Regions from separate parts of the Homo sapiens genome. Here region 2 is linked to region 1. Evidence: read pairs that join two places in POLR2A ChIA-PET (ENCODE). Cell type or tissue: HepG2. All regions are shown on one strand. Links, peaks and the distances in the headings refer to the core of each region. The heading gives the core; the rest is flanking DNA. Region 1 has its middle 140 kb from the start of BTC. Region 2 holds the start of LOC107986229 (a long non-coding RNA gene).

Region 1 (5,389 bases), core at 314-5,313:
TTCATTGAATGGGTATAATACACATTTTTTTTCCTTTTTTTTATTATTATTATACTTTAAGTTTTAGGGTACATGTGCACAATGTGCAGGTTAGTTACATATGTATACATGTGCCATGCTGGTGTGCTGCACCCATTAACTCGTCATTTAGCATTAGGTATATCTCCTAATGCTATCCCTCCCCCTCCCCCCACCCCACAACAGTCCCCAGGGTGTGATGTTCCCCTTCCTGTGTCCATGTGTTCTCATTGTTCAATTCCCATCTATGAGTGAGAACATGCGGTGTTTGGTTTTTTGGCCTTGTGATAGTTTACTGAGAATGATGATTTCCAATTTCACCCATGTCCCTGCAAAGGACATGAACTCATCATTTTTTTATGGCTGCATAGCATTCCATGGTGTATACGTGCCACATTTTCTTAATCCAGTCTATCATTTTTGGACATTTGGGTTGGTTTCAAGTCTTTGTTATTGTGAATAGTGCCGCAATAAACATATGTGTGCATGTGTCTTTATAGCAGCATGATTTATAGTCCTTTGGGTATATACCCAGTAATGGGATGGCTGGGTCAAATGGTATTTCTAGTTTTAGATCCCTGAGGAATCGCCACACTGACTTCCACAATAATACACATTTTTTATTCATTCACAAGTTGATTTAGGTTGGATCTGGTTTAGGGCTATTATTTTTAAAAGCTACTATATGAATAGAGTACCCATTCTTTTCTGGACATATGCTTTTATTTCACTTTGGAAAATACTTAGGATTGGGAATGCTGTTATGGTAAATATATAATTATATAATAAACTGTCAAACTGTTTCTTAAAAGATTATATCATTTTGCATCCCCACACCAATACATGAGAGTTATAATTGCTCTACATCTTTACCATATCTCAGCATTGTAGATCTTTTGATTTTTATCCATTCTAGTGGGTTTGTAGTAGTACTCCATCACAGTATGAATTTACATGTCCCTGATGACTGTGATATTGGGGATCCTTCTATGGACTTCATGCATTTCTTATATCTTCTTTTGTAAAGCATGGGTTCAAATCATTTTAAAATCAGGTTATCCTCTTCTTACTCAATTGTGTTATTTATCAGACATAATTTTATAATATTGTCTCCTAATCTGTGATTTACCTTTTAGTTTCTTAACATTTTTCAATGCTGGGTGCATTTTTCCTTGTTATTGTTTCTTTGTTTTTGCTCTAAGAAATCTTTGCCTCCTCAAGACTACAGAGATTTTTTTATTATAATTTCTCTAGTTTTGTAGTTCAAGTGCTTAGCTTAATGTTCAATTTAGAGTTAATAAAAAGGCCTTTTAAAAAAAAATAAATAAAGCTATCCAAACCTCAGACCAATGTAGAATCTGTCTCACAGAGTCGTTGTAATGCTAGTAAGTCATAACTGTTAAATAATTATTAGCCATAGATATCGATGCTTATCTCTAGAACAAATCCTCTCAGAGCACGGAAGGAAATTCTGAGTTAGAAAGGCAATCTTAGCAGAAAACGTTTTAAACATTACCGAAAAAATGTAAACTTACATAGGAACTACAAATAAAGCCCATTCACCAATAGGACACATCTGAAAATTCTGAATGAAACCAGGCATTCTTAACTTCTTAAACGTCATTCCACAAATCTTCTTTCTAATCTTCCTCAAATCTAAACTGATTTGTTTTATCTTAGGACTGAATATTCATGACAGACCAAAGATGCTTTGTTTGATACCGTTTGATTTCTATAATTATATTCTGTAAATATGTCTAGAAATTGGCACAAAACTGAGAAGGAAATCACAGAAAAAGATCAGAATATTTTTTCCTACTGCTTTTCCTTAGAGAAGAATCTATATAATCTCTTACATCTTTAGACATCAGTAGGTTTCAGGTATGAAGAAGGTTAGCTACTTCTTAATAACTCAGGAGCAGAGTACAGCATAGAGTCCAGACAAACATCCACAAAGATAATTGTAGTACTTTTCCTAGGATTACCTGGTGGCTTATCAATTTGTGCACAAACCTAGAGCTACAAATGGAAGAGGGGCTAATTCCCATAGAAAATTAATGTTAACTGTTTATGTATTTTTTTTTCTTCTGACCTTTCCAGGTGAGAGTTGGGTTTTCCAGAGCCCAGTCACAAGAAATTTACCTATTGATCCTCTGACGAAACGCAATGGTAAGCTGTGCTAAGTAAACTGACCCAGCTCACCCTAACTTGTAACTGCACTGCAATGCTTGAAACGCAGCGAAAATCCTACAGCATGTTCCCTTGTTCTCTGAACTCACCTGCCCATTGCGTGCAAGAAAAAGCTGGATTCCTTCTCGGTCTAGTAAATGATTTTCTTGAATGATGCAACCGACTTATCTAGTGGGTTATCTCTGGACCTGTTCACAAGCTGACAAGTATTTGCAGGGATGTACAGTCATGCTTTCTGTTCCTCAAACTGTAATGTGTTTGTAAGTGAAAAATGATGAGTATGATGTGGATCCGAGCTGGTAAATCACCCCATTATGATGTGGTCTCCTCTTTTGATCTGACCTGAGGCCTGAAGCAGGAGAATTTATTTATCAGGGGCAAATGAATTCTGACTCAGATAAGTGTGACAGAATGTAAGGTCTTCATCGATGCATTGATTCAATTTTTCAATAAATATCCATTGATCTTTTACTAGGTACTTTTCTAGCCCCACCAGAGAAAAAGACAAAATCCCTTTCCCCATTGGGTGGGTTTCTGACAATTCGTATATACTAAGGATGACAATGAACTTTTAGTGCTTTTCTTCATGCTATGAGACATAACATGCAGGTCGATGACTTTATCTTAATTCCTTTCCACAAACTATACTTCCTTACCCTCTAGTCCTTGGCAAATAGGGTAAAATCTTAAACCAAGAGAGATTCTAGCACATAGCCCCTCAGTCCATGCATTCTCTTTGTGCAGGGGAATTTAGGAAGGAATTGGTCTTGACATGAGTAAAAAGACCAGATCCTGAGGCAGACTCCCCTCCAAAAGAGATTGAATTTACTGGATTGTGCTTATTGCTTTCAACTCAAGAAGCAATACTTCCCTTAAGTAGTCCTCTAAGTTTAAAGTGGAACTCAGCATATCTCCTTTTGGCTCAGATGTATCAACTTTTCTTCACCACTTTCACTCTGGCACTCACATCTGGCAGTATTCAAGCTGGTGGCTAATAGAATCAAAATGATAACGTAAAAATGGACCGTCGGTACACCTCACTTCGTGTTTGGCACTGTTTGTTCATCTGTGGAACCACTTCATATTAACAAAGATGAAACTTTAAGCTAAGTCTAGAAATTCAGTATAAACCTCAGAGATCCTTGAGTCATAGTCTAGATAAATCTGTGTGCCTGAATTACAGGTGCATGAAATAAAGCATGAGAGACCAGGATTTATCAAATGCTCACAATGAAAAAGCAATTCCTGTGGAAAAGCAATTCATATATACACACACATGTACACACACACATAAATTAGGCAGATCTAGATGAAGAAAAGAAAATAACTGCTCCCTTCCAGGACCATGCCCTAAACCTGAGGCTACCATGAACTCACCCATGTGCAGCTCCAGCTCTTGGAGGAGGCCTCACCTTCCTCATCACATTGCTGGATATTAAACAAATACTTTGGGATGAAGGAGACAAACAAGAGTATCAACACTACTACTTAATGGTCCATATGTATCTAGAAGACCTGGTTGGAAGGAAGATGGTGAAAGAGGGAAAAGCACAAACATACTTGTGCCATAGTGATGCACACTTTGCCTGCCTCCCTTCAGGACACCAAGATGCACATCAAACAAAATCTTCAAAACTGAAATTCAATCTCAAATAATATTCAATCTTGTATCAGAGTTACCCCTGAAATACTCAACCTTTCTAAGTTGATCCATTGGGATAAAGCAGGGAGTAGAAAGTCGAATCATAGCCCCAAAGATAAAATTCCCCTAAAAGCCAGTCATAAGAGGCAGTTCAAATGTAAGATATGAGACTAGATTATCCATACTGGTTCATTATCCCCAAACAATGACACACCTGGTTTTTGAAATCTGCATAGTACCTTTGTTTTTACAGACAATGTTTGAGATCTAGACTAATGTCTGTGGGTCTGTTCCCATGCCAATCTTTTCAACACAAATCATTTTGGAAAAACAAGTAATGTTGAATGAAAACTGCTTTTGACCCATGGGAATACTTACGAGCTACTGAAATATTTTAGCCGGTGAAATCTCATGAAGTTTTCTGAAACTATAGTGATTGTTCTCAAGTTTGTGAAGGTATATTTTGGTTAACAATGCTCATTTCTCTGTGTTAGCTGGCAACAAGCTTGTTAGGAAATGCATCCTCACTTTCATCTATGTCCAAAACTGACATTATGCTTTGGCGTGGCCTCTGAACTAATTGCTGTATACACAGGGTGATTTTTATGCTCAGCAGTAGTGTGATGAGGGGAACTATTCACTCATTGACCAAACACTTGTTGAGCTCCTAACAAATGCATGACTGGGATACACAGTAGCAAGGAAGATGGACAGGCCCACTGGTTTCATTGAGTTTTCAGACCACCAACAGGAGAAATAAAATAAACAATAAATAAACAACAAACACAAATGTCTGATTGCAGTAAGTGCTGTGCAGAGAATAGAACAACTGGATGACTAAGTCACCGGGTGACTACTTTTGACTAGGTGGTCAGGAAAGGCCTTTCTGAGGAAATGACATTTGAGCAAATACTTGAATGACAAGAAGCACTCAGACATGCAAAGACTCCAGGTAAAGTGAGCAACAATTATGCTTTAAGTGGAAAGAGTTTTGTGTAATCAATTTTTTAAAAAATCAATAAAATGACCATCAACAATAAAAAGTTATGGCTGCTCCTGGAGCAGAGTATTCATGGAGATATGAGAGATCAGAGTAGGCAAGGGCCCCATGTGGAGGCCTGCTAGGCCTTCTGCCCATCACAGGAGTTTGGATTGTAGTCTAAGTGCAGTGTGAAGCCGTTGGAGCAATTTAAATAAGCAAGTGATATGCTGGGATTTACTATATAACACATATAGAAAACATACAATTTGGAAAAAAGAGGAACAACTCCTGCCACCAAATCCAAACTCCCCATAATAAAACAAACTAGTCTTTCTATTAATTAACATTTTCTTTAAATTATCTCCAGCATAAAGCATCCTCCCAGTATACATATATGCACAACCTAAACACATGATGTGTCCACAAATGGCCATTCATTACATTCACCAAAGGGCAAATGCAAATGCAGGATGATTCTTCCCAAATCCTGGCATTTGCTTCCCATGAAGGGAGTTCAAACTGCATACTCATGAATCTCTCTTAATATCTTTACTCAT
Region 2 (5,389 bases), core at 174-5,173, 67 kb before region 1:
ATGTGAGAAAGCTGAGAAGTTTAATGTAAGACAGTTTGATTCTAAAAGTAATTGTCTAAATCAGGCTAAAGAATTTCACACATGTATTTTCAAGCCAGAGGTGAGTTATTAGAAAATGAACAGTTGCTATCATCAGGAATCATTTCTATAGATTGCGTTCCAGGATAATGCACAGGAGTATCAATTAACTCTTATTTGGTCTTCATATTTTTTAAGTATTTCCTCATTTTGAACATGTGGCCAGGCCAGTATATATTTTCTTACCTTAAGACTTTTGCAGGACAGAAAAGACTTGATGCTTGGAGTGAAGATATCTTTCTAAATACTAAGTTCATTGAAGAAATGATGTCTGCCACCCTGATGGGGGATGGGGAGAGAAGAGAGGGAGAATGGCTGAGGGGAACTGAATGAGAGAATGGCAACACTTGACAAAAAAAGAGGGAAAGGAAGAAATGAATCCCAATTTAAAGCAAATCTCAGTGTAATATGCTACAGTTTGCTTGTCTGTCCCTCCAAATTTCATGTTGAAATTTAATCCTCAATACTAGAAGTGGGGCCTAGTGAGAGGTGGGACAGACCTTTCACAAATGGCTTCGTGCTGTTCTCATGGAATGAGTCAGTTTTTGCTCTATTGGGTCCCACAAGAGCTGGTTGTTAAAAAGAGCCTAGCACCCCACCCCCCAGCCCACCTATTTCCTCCTTTCTGGCCATGTGATCTCTGCACATGCTGGCTTCCCTTCACCTTCTGCCATGAGTGGAAGCAGCCAGAGGCCTTCACCAGATGCCCAATCTTCCAGCCAGAAGAATGAGGAGCCAAATAACCCTTTTTCTTTATAAATTACCCAGCCTCATATATTCCTTTATTGCAATGCAAAAATGGACTAAGACATAGTGGAAGGTGAAAGAACTAATTGCTATCAGAGGCAGTATCTAGGGAAGGTGATAAGACTTTGAGATGACTACCTGGTACCCCTGGGGATATAGAAACTAGGCGTCCAAGTGCCCATGCTTCAAAAACTATGACAACAGAGCCTGTGATGTGGAAGGGGCCATTCATTCTGGAACAACAGAAGACTCAACAAGTGTGGACTAATGAACAACGGCCAAGTGAACATCCCAGTACTGTGGTGCATGCCCATGGGATGAGGAAACACCCTAATGAGGACTGAGATAGAATTTCTACCTACAAAAGTGAGATGTGGTCCCAGAGATGGATTTAAGTCTAGTTACAGAAATCTTAAAAATGAAAATTCTCATATTTCTGAGTTTTTAGCAGTAATATTGTCAGGAGAGATGTAATAAAAATAGGAAAAGATCATGGATGTCAGGCATGGCCAAGATTGTAATTGCCGTCCTTGTTAGAAAAAAAGGAAAAAGAACATGGGAAGGAAGAAGAGAATGAAAAGAGGAGGAGGAAGCAAGGAGGAGAAGGAAGAGGAAGTACCAGTAGTTATCTCTGTATGCTGGCTGATATCTTCCTCAGCATCAATCTACGCACTCCAAAGGGAATAGAAGTGACCAAAAGTGGTGGGAAGTGAGGGTGTCCAGGAGATAAATTGTATGTCTTGAAACACAAACTGCAGGAGGCAGGCTGCTGAGCAACTATGTAAACTACCCATATCGTGGCGAGAAGTACAAATGCTGGGGACCAGAGGAACTACTGTCCAAATACAGTCATTTTATTCTTTGACTGCTTTATTAGATGTTATACTTTTTTAAAATTGTCGAATGTTAGCAGGCACCTGTCCTTAAAGATAGAATCAAGCTGGCAGGCCTGGCCACTTGTCCCTTCTGATTCTCAAAGGAAAAGCATCACTGATGGGTAGAAATCTGTCTTTCCCTAAAAAAAGAAGGGCAAAGTACAGTAGCATGGAAGGGAATGAGAATTATAACTGTTTTGGGAAGAATTTTATTTGTGCTGCAAAAACATTACAAAATCCACAGGTCGACCATGCTGTTCTGCCTGTTCCCCTCCACAGCTCTATCTAGCTCTTGCCCCTTGTTTGTCTTAATTTCAATTATGTTATTTATTGTTTAGAATTTTTGTACTATGTAAGTTTAACTTCAAATTACTTTCATTAATTATGAAAAGTAACATTACAAACCTCTATATGGTCATCACCCAACTATATACAATCTTAACCTTTTGCTTATTGATATTTACTTCTTGTTTTGAAAAAGAAATGATGCACAGTATATTCAGTTAACACTCACTGTATACTCTTACCTTATTCTTCCCCTCTCTCCCCCAAAGTAATCCCTATCCTAAATTTTGTGTTTATCATTTCTGTGCATACTGTAATCCATAAATAATATGTAGTATTTTTTCATGTTTTAAAAATTACATAAAGAATATTATATTGTTCATACAATTCTACCACTCCTTTTGCTCCAAATTATTTCAGCTTTTTTTTTTTTTTTTTTGAGATGGAGTCTCACTCTGTCACCCAGGTTAGAGTGCAGTGGCGCGATCTTGGCTCACTACAACCTGTGCCTTCTGGGTTCAAGCTATTCTCCCGCCTCAGCTTCCCCAGTAGCTGGGATTACAGGCAAGCACCACCATACCCAATTATGTTTTGTATTTTTAGTAGAGACGGGTTTCACCACATTGGCCAAGCTGGTGTCAAACTCCTGACCTCGTGATCTGCCCGCCTCAGCCTCCTGAAGTGCTGGGCTTACAGGCATGAGCCACTGCACCTGGCCTATATTTAAGCTTTTTTGAGGTATAATTTATATATAATAAATTCCACTTTTAGGTGGTTCATTTTGACGAATTTTGATAATTATATCAATTGTTTAACCACCAATATAAGCTATAGAAAAATTCCTTCATCGGAAAAAGGTTTTTTGTGCCCCTTTGATCCCTGGTTCCTGTCCAGATCTTCCATGTAAGCATCAGGTAGAGGTGTAAGGAAAGAGTTGGCAGGAGAGTGCAGCCTTCTCCTATGGAAGCATACCACGCTAACACTCACTAGTAAGAATTCTATGGCAGCCATCTCTTCTCACTGCTGCGATAAATGTCCAACAGCTTGTTTCTGTCCTGCTGTCCTCAGAATGACCTGTCAACCTTGGGTCTTAGCTCACCAGGTGGCCTTGCAACCTCAGCTCACTAATGGGCTGCAAACATCATGATTTTGCAGACTCTCTGGTTTGTTCTCATTGTTAGAGTGGAAGGGGTTTTCTCTTGTGGCCTTCTTCATCTTAAGCGTAAGCCAAAGCTTCTTTAGATGGATAATAGTGGATATCAAACACTTTGTTGTGTAAATTATCTTGGGTGGAACAGTTTTATTTTAAATAGTCTATATTTATATTTGCACAAAGTTATGTATTGTGCAGTGGCCTGAATCTCCAGTGAAAAATTTTAGATCTCAATTTTAAGATGTGCTGGGTTTTTCAAAATTCTCCTAAGAGGTAAGCAGGTAAAAAGTAGGTAAAAATACTTATATCATGCACAACCCCTATAAAGCTTACATATTCCCAGATTCTAGTGGGAAATATAGGTTACCATATAGTGTCATACATTTTAGAAGAGAAGTAGTTTCAGAGAATTGTGAGAGAACAGAATATAAGTGTTTTGGTTAACCTCGGTATGCTGGGACTTCCGGGTTGATGCTTGGAAAAATAATTTCTTTCTAGTGCTCCATATCAGGCGTCAGCAAACTTTTCTGAAAAAGAACAGACAATAAACATTTTAGGTTTTGCAAGTCATATAATCTTTGTTGCAACTAATCAGTTCCCTTGTTATAATAAGAAAGCAGCCATAAACAGTATGTGAATGAATGGGTGCACAGTGTTTCAATAAAACTTTATTTACAAAAACAGGCAGTGGGCAGGATTTGGTGTACAGATCATAGCCTATAGACCTCCTCTCAATTGTGATCAATTACGTGTCCATCTAAAAACCATGTAATACGTAGTAAAGTTCAGAAATTGTCACGATGTGCAGTATATAGAGGTGAGTGACATAAGTATTCTGTCAAGAAACTCACAAACCAGAAGGCGAGAATGATGTGAAAATAAATAATTATAACAAAATGTATTAAGTGCTGTGAAGCATGTATACAACACAAAGCTAGGATAGAAATGAGTATGGAGGCAGGGTGCAGTGGCTCATATCTGTAATCCCAACAATTTGGGAGGCTGAGGAATGAGGATCACTTGAGCCCAGGAATTCTGAGATCAGCCTGGGCAACAAAGGGAGAGCCTGTCTCTACAAAAAATTTAAAAATTAGCCCATCATAGTGGTGCACACCTATAGTCATAGGTACTTGTGAGGCTGAGGTGGGAGGATCATTTAATCCTGAGAGGCTGAGGCTGCAGTGAGCCATGGAGATGCCACTGCACTCCAGACTGGGTGACCGACTGAGACCCTCCAAAAGAAAAGAAAAATAAATAAAAAGAAAAGGGAAGGGAAGAGGAAGGGGAAAGGAAAGGAAAAAGAAAAGGACTGTGGCTAAGGCCAGATGCAGTGGCCTGCAATCTCAGCATTTTGGAAGGCCGAGGTGAGTGGATCACTTGAGGTCAGGAGTCCAATACCAGCCTAGGCAACATGGCGAAACCCCGTCTCTAATAAAAATAAATTTTAAAAAAATTAGCTGGACATAGTTGTACATGCCTGTAGTCCCAGCTACTTGGGAGGCTGACATGGGAGGATTCCTTGAGCCCAGGAGATGGAAGTTGCAGTGAGCTGAGATGGTGCCACTGCACACTCCAGCCTCAACAACAGAGTGTGACTCCGTCAGAAGGAAAGAAATAGAGAGCGAGAAAGAGAGAGAGGAAGGAAAGAAGGAAGGAAGGGAGGGAGGGGAGAGAAAGAAAGATAGAGAAAGAAAGAAGGAAAGAAAAAGAAAGAGAGAAAGAAGAAAAGAAAGAAAGGAAGAAAGAAAGGAAGAAAGAAAGAAAGAAAGAAAGAAAAGAAAGAAAAAAAGAAGGAAAAGAAAGAAAGAAAAGGAAGGAAGGAAGAAGGGAAGGAAGCAAGGAAGGGGGAGAAATAAAGGAAGAATGTCTAAGTTACTTATAGGAGTAGAAAATATTTTGTTTGCCTACTGCTGGTCCCATGTAGCCACTCATCAACAGCAGAGTTCTAGAGATTTCAGACTTAGAATGAATCTTCGTGTTTGTGAATTTTTACTCCTTATACACATGAGGAAACTAAGAATTGGAAAGGTTAGCATATTATGTAATATTTGACTTGCCACACATATACTTTTGGTAACAGAAAAAAGATGTATTAAGTTGAATCGTTTATGAAAAAACATTTTTCCACAGATTAACCTAAAAGGGCACAAAAAACGTGAACAAGGAACATTGAGAAACATATATATTCTTGTATTCAGATAATAACTAGGAGAAGGCCAAGTCTATCAGAGTAACTATATTTCTCATCTTG

The links. ChIA-PET counts read pairs that join two places held together with the same protein. Peaks named below come from ENCODE experiments on the same cell type or tissue, not always from the same donor. Only the 100,000 strongest peaks of a DNase experiment are listed, where the experiment ranks them.
Region 2: POLR2A ChIA-PET joins it to region 1 with 5 read pairs; 5 of 35 experiments call an interaction of 5 or more read pairs at or near these places.

Annotation. Positions count from the first base shown.
Region 1 is chr4:74,652,075-74,657,463 of GRCh38, forward strand. No RefSeq gene overlaps it. Among named protein-coding and RNA genes, the nearest start is that of BTC, 140 kb to the right of the region's middle. RefSeq lists an enhancer at 1,905-3,104. In HepG2, for the core only: no CTCF peak of the experiment used is centred there; a DNase peak (open chromatin) is centred at 2,337.
Region 2 is chr4:74,584,749-74,590,137 of GRCh38, forward strand. LOC107986229 (a long non-coding RNA gene) reads right to left here and starts at 357. Exons shown (of 3, transcript XR_001741513.2): 1 at 265-357. In HepG2, for the core only: no CTCF peak of the experiment used is centred there; no DNase peak of the experiment used is centred there.